2 separate regions of the Mus musculus genome follow, and region 2 is linked to region 1. A link is a loop called in an ENCODE intact Hi-C map of the cell type or tissue named here. Cell type or tissue: heart. All regions are shown on one strand. Each heading gives the region's core, and the rest is flanking DNA. Links, peaks and the distances in the headings are about the cores only. Region 1 has its middle 12 kb from the start of Gm4131. Region 2 holds the start of Wdfy2 (WD repeat and FYVE domain containing 2).

Region 1 (5,374 bases), core at 105-5,104:
AAGTTGTTCCTTCATGAGAAATCACCAGATACAAGGCTGTCAAGAGAGTGGGGCATTGGAACAGACAATGGTAGGCATGCGAGCCTGGCATCCACTCCCACCATGTGACAAAGCTCAGCTCTGAATCCAGAGCTACAAGAAATGGACAGGTGTGCCACACTAGAACCAGCTCCACCCACAGGGGAATGTTTGTCTTCTTTTATTTGTTAGAAAGGCCAAAAACTGTCCTGGGGATTCAAGTAGGCAGGTCTAGGGCCCAGAGGCCACAGACTTACCAAGGAAGCTGTAGAATGCTTCCACATTGTGGAAGACATTTAAATAAAAATAAGATAATTTTAGATGTGGTTGGACATGACCTTGAGAAAAATCAGACTCCATGTTGTGAAGGTAAGAAGAGTGGGGGGTGAGGCACAGCCATGCCCACGCACTGTGAGATATAGAATATATTGGAATAATTGTGAACATAGTTTGGAAACATCTATTAAGATCCCCAAATTTATGCCATGGCTTTGACCTACCATTTCTACTCCTAAACCTCCTGCCTAAAAACAGTCATGGCCACAGAGTTCTTTCAGACCAGAATTAGCTAAATGAACAACGTTTAAACAATGGAACATGGAAGAGTTGTTAAAACGATGCTGTAGAATAACAGATGACACCAAAGTCTCATGTAGCCCAAGCTGGCCTTGAACTCTTGATCCTGCTTCCACTTCCTAAGTGTTAGGATTACAAATGTGAGCCATCATGCCAAGCTAGAAAACAAAAAAAGTATCATCTTTAATTCATACACACTGAGGTAGGTAGATTGGCAAAGCAAGCAGGTAGCATAGCATCTCCCTAGATTCGTTGAAAACTTTCGCTCTTGTGCTTCCTAATCGCTTCTTCATAAATCACCAGCAGATGCAAGGTCCTGGCACCTCGTGGGTCTTTATTCTGATCACTTAACCTCATGTGACGCCAACCCCACAGGAAAGCTTATTTACGGAGGAAAGAGAGAAAGACAGCAAGCCTTAGAAAGGGGTCTGTTCTGCATATGGCCGTGTCTCCTTGGCTAACCAGTTCTCTCTGGCCTTTTCTGGACACCCTGACACAAAGAAAGTACTCCAAACTTGTGGGCCGAGTGAACAGTTGGCCATGTGAATGTTCAGCTGGCCCACAGGCTGTGTCCCCCACCATCCAGTCTATCCCAGAACTCCCTTGACCACACGGCCCTGCTGCCTTGCATGGTTTGAGTCTGGTTTTGGAATGAGAACGTGCCCGAGCATTGGAAACAGGATGTGAGGAGAGGTGGTTGTCATTGGTGGTGTTATGACAACTACGGCAGACATTCTCAGAGCTCTTCTGACTTCTTGGCACTCACCAGGGTTGGTGAGACATTTCCTCATGTCTCCTGAGAATTGAAACAGTCCCCCACAGAGCTTCAAGAACCAGTTAGGGCTTCAGTTTGATCTAGGTTTTGGGAGGTTTGTGTTTGTTTGTTTTTTTGTTTTGTTCTGTTTTTTTGTTTGTTCGTTTGCTTTTTTAACTTTCTAACACTTCTCATTTCTATGATTCCTAACTCCTACGGTGTGACTCTGTGCCCTCAAAATAAACCACCTGGCTTTCATCTGGGGTTGTCCTTTATCTTTCCAGGGGTTCAATATGACTTTTCCATTTAGTAGGTCTCCAAAGAAACATGCAGTGAAAACCCACGTAAACACTGCTCACTTTCCTCCTGAGTTTTGCCTGGGAAAGGGACCTGGGGAGACTGTTCCAATGCTCAGAGTGTCTGCCACAAGCCTGCCCACCAGTGACCATCTCTCCATGGGTACTAGTGCCCATCTCATTAATGACAAGTAAGGAACGGGTGTGCCCAGAAGCAACAAGTCTCTCAAGATCACAAGACTGGCAAACATGCCAGGCACCTGTGTAACCCCGACATGTAATTATGTCGCCTCCCTCTTAAGTCCCCAGCTCCCGGGGTGCCTCTTACAGAAAGACTTGCTCTTTATTTGCTCTCGAGGGGCCTAGGGAAACCATCAAACCGCTGCTTCATTTAAGTACAAACGCCTGGCTGAGGTATGTTTCCTGCAGCATGGATCGCACCTGCTAAGCATATATATTTCAATACTTAAACCCTTCTACTGCCTTTAAGCAGAGAATGGCTGGCCAGTTCAATACAATAACTCAGAGAGCTGAGGGGGAGAAGCCTCACAGCTCATTTACAGTGCTGGGGGAATTAAGGAGTTATGGGAAGAGAATATTGAAAAATGTCAAGGCTCAGCAGGATTCCCACTGCTCATGCATAACTGCTCTGGTCACCTCCGCTAGCTGCCAGCATCCAGTCATACCCTGTGTCTGTACAGGTCTATACAGTTCTCAGGCTTATCCGCTATCAACCAACAAATATTCACTGTGGGATAGTCTCTGCTCGTCGCGGTCCTGGACTCGCTTGGGAGTTTCCTGGTTCCATCTGTCTGTCCTCTTCGTATGTAGTTAAAGCAGTAAAACCACAAGAACTGAGCTTTTGCCTAGTGGCCGCTGATATCCTTTAATACTGCATGTGTGTTTCCTGTCTGTCACCAGAGGGCAGCTCTCCCACGCTCACCTTTGCTCTGGAACTGAGTAGACAGCAGGAACAATGCAGCCACTGTCCTCAAGGGGATGCTGTGCGCGGCTTACGGCAAGGAAACTTGCTTGAATTAATGGATTCTAGTTTCATGTCCGTGCCCAAATACCTCTGCATGGATGCGTGGACCTACAAGATTGCCGTTCTCATCTAAATGTTGTGAATCGTTTAATAAACACCTGCCGTAGAACAGAGACTGTGCCACTTCTATAGTCTCCCTTTAATGAGGAATTGTGGGCCTTGAGCGTCTTACATGAAATGGCCTGAAGGATATTTGTCTTAACACTTAATAAGATAAGCATTTCCCTCTGATCCTGCTGACACCACCTAATTGGCTTAAAAAGTGTCGTTACTATTAATAATAACATTAAAAATGATTACATCCAGATAAAATTCTAGTTTTCATGTTGTGTGTGTTGGGGAGTATATGTTGTGTACACAGGTATTTGCATTTGGGTGCATACATGAGGCACAGAAGGACAAACAATTCTTTCTTCTATTGCTCTCCACCTTGTTCTCTTGAGACAAGAGTTCTTACTGAACTTAAAGCTTGCTATTTTGACTTTGCTGGCTGACCAGCCAGTTCCCAGTTCCTGACATCTTGCCTGCTGTGGCTTTGAATTTGGGTCCCCAGGGTTGCATGCAAGTTCCCCCAGATGCTAAGCTTTTCCCTAGCTTCCCAAACTATTTCGATGAGCTGGGATGATAAAAGGATTCAAAAGAGTATATTATAATTTTTTTCCTTGGTGTTGAAGTATTCTAGAATTGAGATACAAATTTAAAAATCATTATTTCTCCATCCATATGTTAACATTTCTGCACCAAGAGTTCTGTGGTGCTGTTTTGGGAGAACAATGCTCGAAAATAGAAGGTGCTGTGCACAGAGCGAGCCTGCCAACAGGTCCAAAGCAGGGACTTCTGCCCAGGAATGGAGGAAGTCATTTCTAGCTCTATTTGACTGACAAAGGCCTGTGCCAGGCCCGATTAGTTTGATAAATGGAAACTTCAGTACTGAACAGATGTCTGATCAACGTTTAACGCTGCTTGGGATTGGAAGTGGGACAGGCCTGCAAAGAAGTTATGATGTCATGTCTGGAAGGTGTGATGTCAGGAAGTAACTAGCACTGGTGTGAGTCACTTATTAACCCATTCATGCCTGGCAGTAGCAAGAAGCTATGGGAAGGAAGCTGACTCACAGAAAGGCTGTGTGTCTTGTTTGGAGCCTCCCATCTGGATTGGGGCTGATTGTAACTGGTGTGTGTGGGGAGCTGGGGAGCCTGTTTGTTGATTGACTTTCATACGCTCCTGCTTCCTTATGTGTACGAATCATAAGTATCACAATGTCACATGTAAAACGCCTGCACGGTGCCAGGCATTCACTAATTCCTTGTATTCTTCTTGTCCGGCCTGATTATTTTACCCAGGAGGGAACAAAGAGCCAAAATGGTAGGGAACTGTCTAAGATCTCAGCGCTAGTTCAAGTGAGGATGGGGTACCAGCAGAACCCAGTCGAATTTGGAAGTGAGTGACGCTTCCAACCTAAGTATTTTCCTCAGCAGCTAGCTGTGTAACCTTGAACGAATCAGGACATTTCCTTCTCAACAGTCTCCTCACAGGCCTTAGATGTGGAGCGATTTTGAGGTCTGCAATCAGTGGTATCATTATCACTAATAGAGTACCACTACCTAGTCCTTATTCCTGGGGAGCTTTAACAGTGTTCAGAGATGAGAGTAGGAGGAATCTTTATATGCCAAATATGGATGGTTCATACAGCCCAGACTTAAGGCTCATGATGTGACCTCAGGAATTCTGGGAGGGCCTTCTTGAGCCCTCTCTCTGCTAGAATCTTCCATGAGAATGCAAAGCTTCAGAAATGATCTGTCCATTATACTCCAACCCTATTGACACCACCAAAACCCCAGCAGAGAACCCCAGGGCCTGGTACCCACCATGAGCTTATTAAAACCCTCATTTTCATGAATCTGGTCACTTCCCTCAGAGCCTAATTGTAACCATGCTGCCAGAAATGGAGAGACATTTTATATTTTAAAGAGACAAGTACTAGTTACATTTCTCTTGCTGTGATAGAACATCATGTCCAAGACAACATATTAAGGAAAGTGTTTTATTGAGCCTATGGTTCCAGAAGGCTGTGGTGGTGGAATGAAGGCACAGGAACAGTTGAGAGCTGAGACCCCAGAAAGCAGAGGCAGACAGGGAAGTGGGAGTGGCTTTTGAAACCTAAAAGCCTGCACCCAATGACACACATCCTGCAACAAGGCCACACCTTCTAATCCTTCCCCAATAGCTCCACCAACTGGAAGCCAAAGTTATTCAGACATACGAGCCTTTGGGGGCTGTTCTCAGACACTGTCTCTCATCTGGCTACCAGACGTTGGATCAATGGGCCCCAAAGAAGAGGGAATTTCCCCAGAAATCTCATGGGGGAGAAGGATGAAGTGCCAGCCAAAGGGAGAACTTTTCCCCCTAAAAGGGATTTCACACATTACTAATAACCTGTCAGACTACCTGTAAGAATAAGATTAAAATCCATTTAATGATGGGTCATTGGTAGGAGTGACAACCCATTAGCCAGGATTTCTTAGATTGTTTACCCTTGGTCTGATAAGCCATCTTGCTTCTATATTAGGCTTAAAAGCCATCTTATAGTAAAGACAAACCAAGCTCATTCCCATTTATTAATCTCCATGAATAAATCTCCATTTCTCAAGGATTGGACTGTGCGCTACCTTTGACCTTAGCTAC
Region 2 (5,374 bases), core at 102-5,101, 340 kb after region 1:
AAGGCCAGCTTGGCCTATGTAATGAAACATGGTCTCAACATCAACAACCAAGTGGGAGCTGGAGAAGATTGTCTACTGCTCTGTCTGAGGACTCACATGGCTCCAGCCTCCTGTGCATCCAGCGCCAGCCACAGGATCTGACACTCTTCTCTGCCCACACACTTATCTCACTCACTCTCTCACATACACACAGAAAGAGAGAGAGAGAGAGAGATTGAATAAAGGTAAAACAAACTAAACAAACCCAAACAATAAGATCCCCCCCCCCCCCCCCCCCCGCAAACAAAACAGAAAACACCTTCATGGCAGGTCTCAGAACAACGGAGTGCAGGATAAACAAAGATACTGGTCTAACACAAGCATGCATTAACAGTGGAAAATCCAGCAGCCGAGATGGTCCTTCCCCGAGGGAGAAAAAAAAGAAGAGAGTCACTCCTCCTGCTGGAGGCCCTGCCTCCCACTGCCTTCAGTCTTGCTGTGAACTCTTTATTGAGTATTCTAAATTGGACTCTTGGTGCGCTCCCTACATTACAAACACTTGAAAACATGCTCTACAGTATTCAAGCCATCCTCCGAAAAAAGCAGAGTCAGTATTTAAAGGAGAGGGTCTAGGAATTTACATTTTCGGAAATTCCCAGGCATTCTGGAGGAGTTAGGTTCCAGACCCATCAGACCTTCGGGTTTCCATTTCTTTGTTTGTTGCTGTACTAGGTGTTAAGTCCACGGCTTCCAGTATGCTAGGCTAGGACTCTGCTATGGAGCGACATTGCTCCAATCTCCACCAAACCTTCCTACTCAGGGAGCTCACACAGCTGCTCAAAGGAGTGGGAAAGGCAGAAGGCATCTTTCTTTTCTTTTCCTTCCTTCCTTTTTTTTTCTTTTTCTTTTTGAAAAGGGTTTCCCTGCATAGCCTTGGCTGTCCTATAAATCACTCTGTAGAGCAGGCTGGCTTTGAACTCACAAAGATCCACTGCCACAGGCCAGGGCTTAGAATGCATGTTTTTCTAGTGTTCTTGACTGAAATGCAAGGTATTCTTCTGTAGAAGCATGCTTTCTCATGGTGCTCATATACTGTAGAGAGTTTGAAAGCAAGTCTTCGAGTAAGCAATATATAATTGAACTGGTAAGAAAACTCAAGTCTCAAACTGAATCCTAAGCTGACTTACAAAATGAAAGGCACGGTTACCTTTAATTTCTTATCCCCAGCCTTGTGATGTTTGAAAAGCTGAGGCTTTCACAGCAGGGTGGTCTGCCCTGATGCCTGACCCAAGCCCCACACTAGTAATCCATTTCTCTCCTTTGCCTTGAGAGAAAGGTGTTGCCTCCACCCTCTTTTCTTTAATTTCTTCCAATTCCTTCTGTCTTTCTCTCATTCTGTGTAACGGTTCTTTACTAGATACAGGGACATTCCTCTAAAACATCTTCATCTCTTCCTCCTCCTTTTATAACTATTTTATAACTAGGATCATCCGCCCATAACTTAGAGGTGGAGAAGACAGGGCTTAAGCAGTTTCAGCAATTTGCTTCAGGGCACCTTGTGAAGTCCTCACGCACCATCTCATTCCTTTGGTGTGAAACACCAATTCCTTTACCTCCACAGCCCTTTGTATCTTTCCTCAGTTGCCACAGATTTGGCCCTTGCTCCTAAATTCCTTCTTGAATTTAGGTTGGTGTACAGCTAGCCATTACTTAACTTCTATTTATGACTGACCCACTACCTCTGTGGGTCTCAGAATGCTGTATGCAGCTGAATTTCTGGGTATTTCATCATTTCATCAGATGACTCCGAGGCCCCAGGTCCCCACCCAGTCTTTTTTTTTGGGGGGGGGGAGGGGGTTCGAGACAGAGTTTCTTTGTGTAGCCCTGTCCTGGAACTCACTCTGTAGACCAGGCTGGTCTTGAACTCAGAAATCCGCCTGCCTCTGCCTCCCAAGTGCTGGGATCAAAGGTGTGTGCCACCACTGCCCGGCCCACCCAGTCTTTTATTACCAGTTTTGCTTGTGGAATGTGCCAGAAAAAAAATACATACTGTTTGTTACTAAAATGGTTTGTGGAGTCTCCTGTGACCCTGGCTTTCTTTGTCTGACAGACACCCTTTCATAATTGGCCATCAAAGACTGAGAAGTTGATCTAAAAGAAGTCATTTTAATCCAGTTATTAAAAATAGCCTTGGGGGCTGGAGAGATGGCTCAGCGGTTAAGAGCACTGACTGCTCTTCTGAAGGTCCTGAGTTCAAATCCCAGAAACCACATGGTGGCTCACAATTATCTGTGGTGAGATCGGATGCCCTCTTCTGGTCTGTCTGAAGATAGCTACAGTGTACTTACATATAATAAGTAAATAAATCTTTAAAAGAAAAAGACGTTTATTTAAAAAAAAATAGCCTTGGTAGTAGGTTATAAAAGATGGTTTAGCAACTAAGATTACTTGTTAGAGGACCTGGGTTTAAATCCAAGCACCCATATTGTAGCTCACAATAGGTTGTAAATACAGTTTCAGGGGGTCCACTTCTTCTGACCTTGCTGGGCTCCCGCACACATGCGGTACACATATTGGCACTCAGGCACACACACACACACACACACACACACACACACACACACACACAAACACAAACACACTATAAAATAAAGAAAAAATAGTTCTCTTGGGCCTGTAGAGATGACTTAGCAGTTAAGAGAACTGGACACTCTTCCAGAACTACATTTGACTCACAGCACCCACTTAGAGCTCACAACTTTCCATAACTCCAGTTCCAGGGATCCAGGCACACACCTGGCGAACAGACATACATGAACGGAAGACAGCCTTCTGACTGCTTTATTCCTTTCTCTCTCAATTCTGTACAAACACTAGTCTGATTATTTCACGTAAGTGGAATCATAAAATAAACGGTCCTCTATGATTAGTTCCTTTCATTTAGCATTTTGCTTTCAAGGTTCGCCTTGCTTTGCTATGCTAATGGAAATCACAGATATCTAGTACCCCACCGTTTCTTTTGGACCTGACAGTAGCAATGTTTATCCTTTGAAGCAATACTACATTCCCCCCCCCCCAAAAGAGACTGTTTTACATCCCCACCTGAATTGTAAAGGAGTTCCAATTTCCCCATAGCCCAGTCAACATTTTATTCTCCTTATTACAGTCATTCTATATTATATTGTGATTGTATTTATTAACTGTCCGTTGTCACTGGAAAAGCAAAAATGTTCAATTGCTAGGGATTGGAAACAAGACTGGACAAAAAGACTTAGGTTCAAGTGTGAGTCCTTTATTCATAATACAAAGAGAAGATTGATACCATGATCTCTAAACTCCCTCAAAGAAGCTTGTATGAGAGTCTCTTCTTCCTCTACCCTCATATCTCACTAAAACCGGTGGCAGTGTGACCCCGAGAGAAGTCTTGCTCAGCAGGGCTTGCTCTTTAGTTCTCCCTCTTAGATACTACACTATTTCTGCCTCTGACTTGGGCAATAACCCACAGAAGGCGCAGAGTTTCGTTTGCCCACATCTCTCCTGGGCTGAGAAGTGGGCGTTACTGCTTTCTAGAACAAGGACGTCGAGGATGGAGGAAACTACAACCCCCAAGAGTCCACGCGGTGCTGGCAAGAGCCGTTTCTCTACGGCCGACAGCACAGCGCCCTCTCCGGTGTGTTATTGTTAAAACTTAGCGGTGAGTCATCTGCGCGCATGCACACTCACGTCCCAACTAGTTTAGCCTCTATCCTTCCTGCAGGCGCTTTTCCGGTGCGGCTGACGTAGGCTTTTCCCCGCCCCCAGAGTCTGGAGAGGGTGGGGCTCTGGGCACGCGCATTCACAGATTTTTTTTTTTATGAGGGAGGGGACAAAGCTTTGGGTGTGGAAGGGAAAGTAAAGGACTGCGGGGCGCATGCGTCCTGACAGCACTGCGGGCCTCGGTTACTTACGGGCGGCGGGGCGGAAGTGGCTCCTGGACTGACGCACGCGCATTGGCTGCTAGTGCCCATCCTCCGGAAGTGGGTTGGCCGCCTTGCGACAGGGCCCCGCCCCGCCCCGCCCCCTGCTCCCCGCCCCCTACTCTCTTAGGTGGCGCCGGCTTGCGGCTAGTGTGGCGGCGGTGTTGGTTTTGGAAGCCAGAGCGGGCACATTCCCTGGACAGGCGGCAGGGCTATGGTCGCTGGCTCCCAAAGGCCCGCTCCGCTTCGCAGCCCGATCCTGAGCGCAAGCCTGAGCGTTCTCTTCAGCCAAGTCCCCCGGCGCGTTCGGCTGCTCCCCGGGCGCGCCCCCTCCGATGGCGGCGGAGATCCAGCCCCAGCCACTGACCCGCAAGCCGATCCTGCTGCAGCGGGTCGAGGGGTCGCAGGAGGTGGTCAACATGGCGGTGATTGTACCTAAAGAAGAGGGTGTCATCAGCGTCTCGGAGGACAGGTACTGACTGCTTGTCCCCGTGCCGCGCGGAGGTCCGGCCCTGGCTTGGTGGGAGGGTAGACCGCACCTACTGGTTCAGTTCCCAGCGCGGTGGCCTTGGCCTCAGCAACTGGTCCCTGGCGGAGTCCGAGTGGCCCTTGGGTTAACAGTGCAGGAGACACCAGACCTGGTCCAGTTTTGGGGATGGGAAGGGCAGAGGGAGAAGCCGCCCAGCTTTGCAGGTGTTTTAGCTTAAAGGACCCTCCATGCACCGGGATGATTTGGAGGCGCTGCTAGTTGGTCCATTGTTTGGTTACCCAAACGAGAAAGGGAACGTATTTTCTTTCTTCTATACGGTTCACCGAATCTGTGTATCTCCAGGACATCTTTCACCGAACCCAAGGACTTATTAAATTGTGAAGAGAGTAACTTTGGGCTTCTGCGTGTGGCGCCTTCCTTTCCTAAAAGTTTATGTCTTGGAGCTCAAGGGGAAGTGACTGGAAGTTGCAAGGGATCACTTTTGCAGACAACTGCTTGAGTTCCTTCCCTTTGCCTACTTCCTTTCCAAGATTGCTTAATTAGCAGAAGTAGCTCTGGTTCTGCCTTCAGGATTCCCCTTTTGCGCTGTGTTTTTGATTTCCAGAGGAATGCCGCTTGAATATAGGGGATAGGGTAAGATATCTGAAATTACTATTTGGGTAATATCTACAAGCATTTTAAAATCAGTTGTAGCGTGGCAGAGGTATGTAACTGTCTGGGTTCTTAGCTTCAGACAGGCAGTTAGGTTTTCTTATTATAAGTTAGTATCATGCCGAGGTAGAGTTATTCTGTGACTCTTAAAATTGCAAAGATAAAGCAAAAAGTGCTCACTTAAAAAAAAATCGTTTCAGCACCTAATGTAAATTCAAACATTTTTTACTTGATTTGTTTCTTAGGTTCTTGAATATAAAGGAAGAGTGTATTGCATGTGTATATTGCATATCGACCT

The links. Hi-C counts contacts between places; a loop is a spot of excess contacts. Peaks named below come from ENCODE experiments on the same cell type or tissue, not always from the same donor. Only the 100,000 strongest peaks of a DNase experiment are listed, where the experiment ranks them.
Region 2: a loop joins it to region 1, with 2.7 times the contacts of the local background. A loop is called at or near these places in 6 of 42 quality-filtered maps.

The regions. Positions count from the first base shown.
Region 1 is chr14:62,490,066-62,495,439 of GRCm38, forward strand. No RefSeq gene overlaps it. Among named protein-coding and RNA genes, the nearest start is that of Gm4131, 12 kb to the left of the region's middle. In heart, for the core only: a CTCF peak has its summit at 2,601 (motif pointing right); a DNase peak (open chromatin) is centred at 2,606.
Region 2 is chr14:62,833,651-62,839,024 of GRCm38, forward strand. It overlaps Wdfy2 (WD repeat and FYVE domain containing 2), which reads left to right and starts at 4,040. Exons shown (of 12, transcript NM_175546.4): 1 at 4,040-4,407. The coding sequence starts at 4,271. Gm26536 (predicted gene, 26536) reads right to left here and starts at 4,881. Exons shown (of 2, transcript NR_168886.1): 1 at 4,475-4,881; 2 at 3,251-4,370. It overlaps Mir8098 (microRNA 8098), which reads left to right and starts at 4,071; the gene lies at 4,071-4,207. In heart, for the core only: CTCF peaks have their summits at 2,288 (motif pointing left), 3,640 and 3,855; DNase peaks (open chromatin) are centred at 3,821 and 4,821; H3K4me3 peaks cover 2,159 bases; H3K27ac peaks cover 1,857 bases.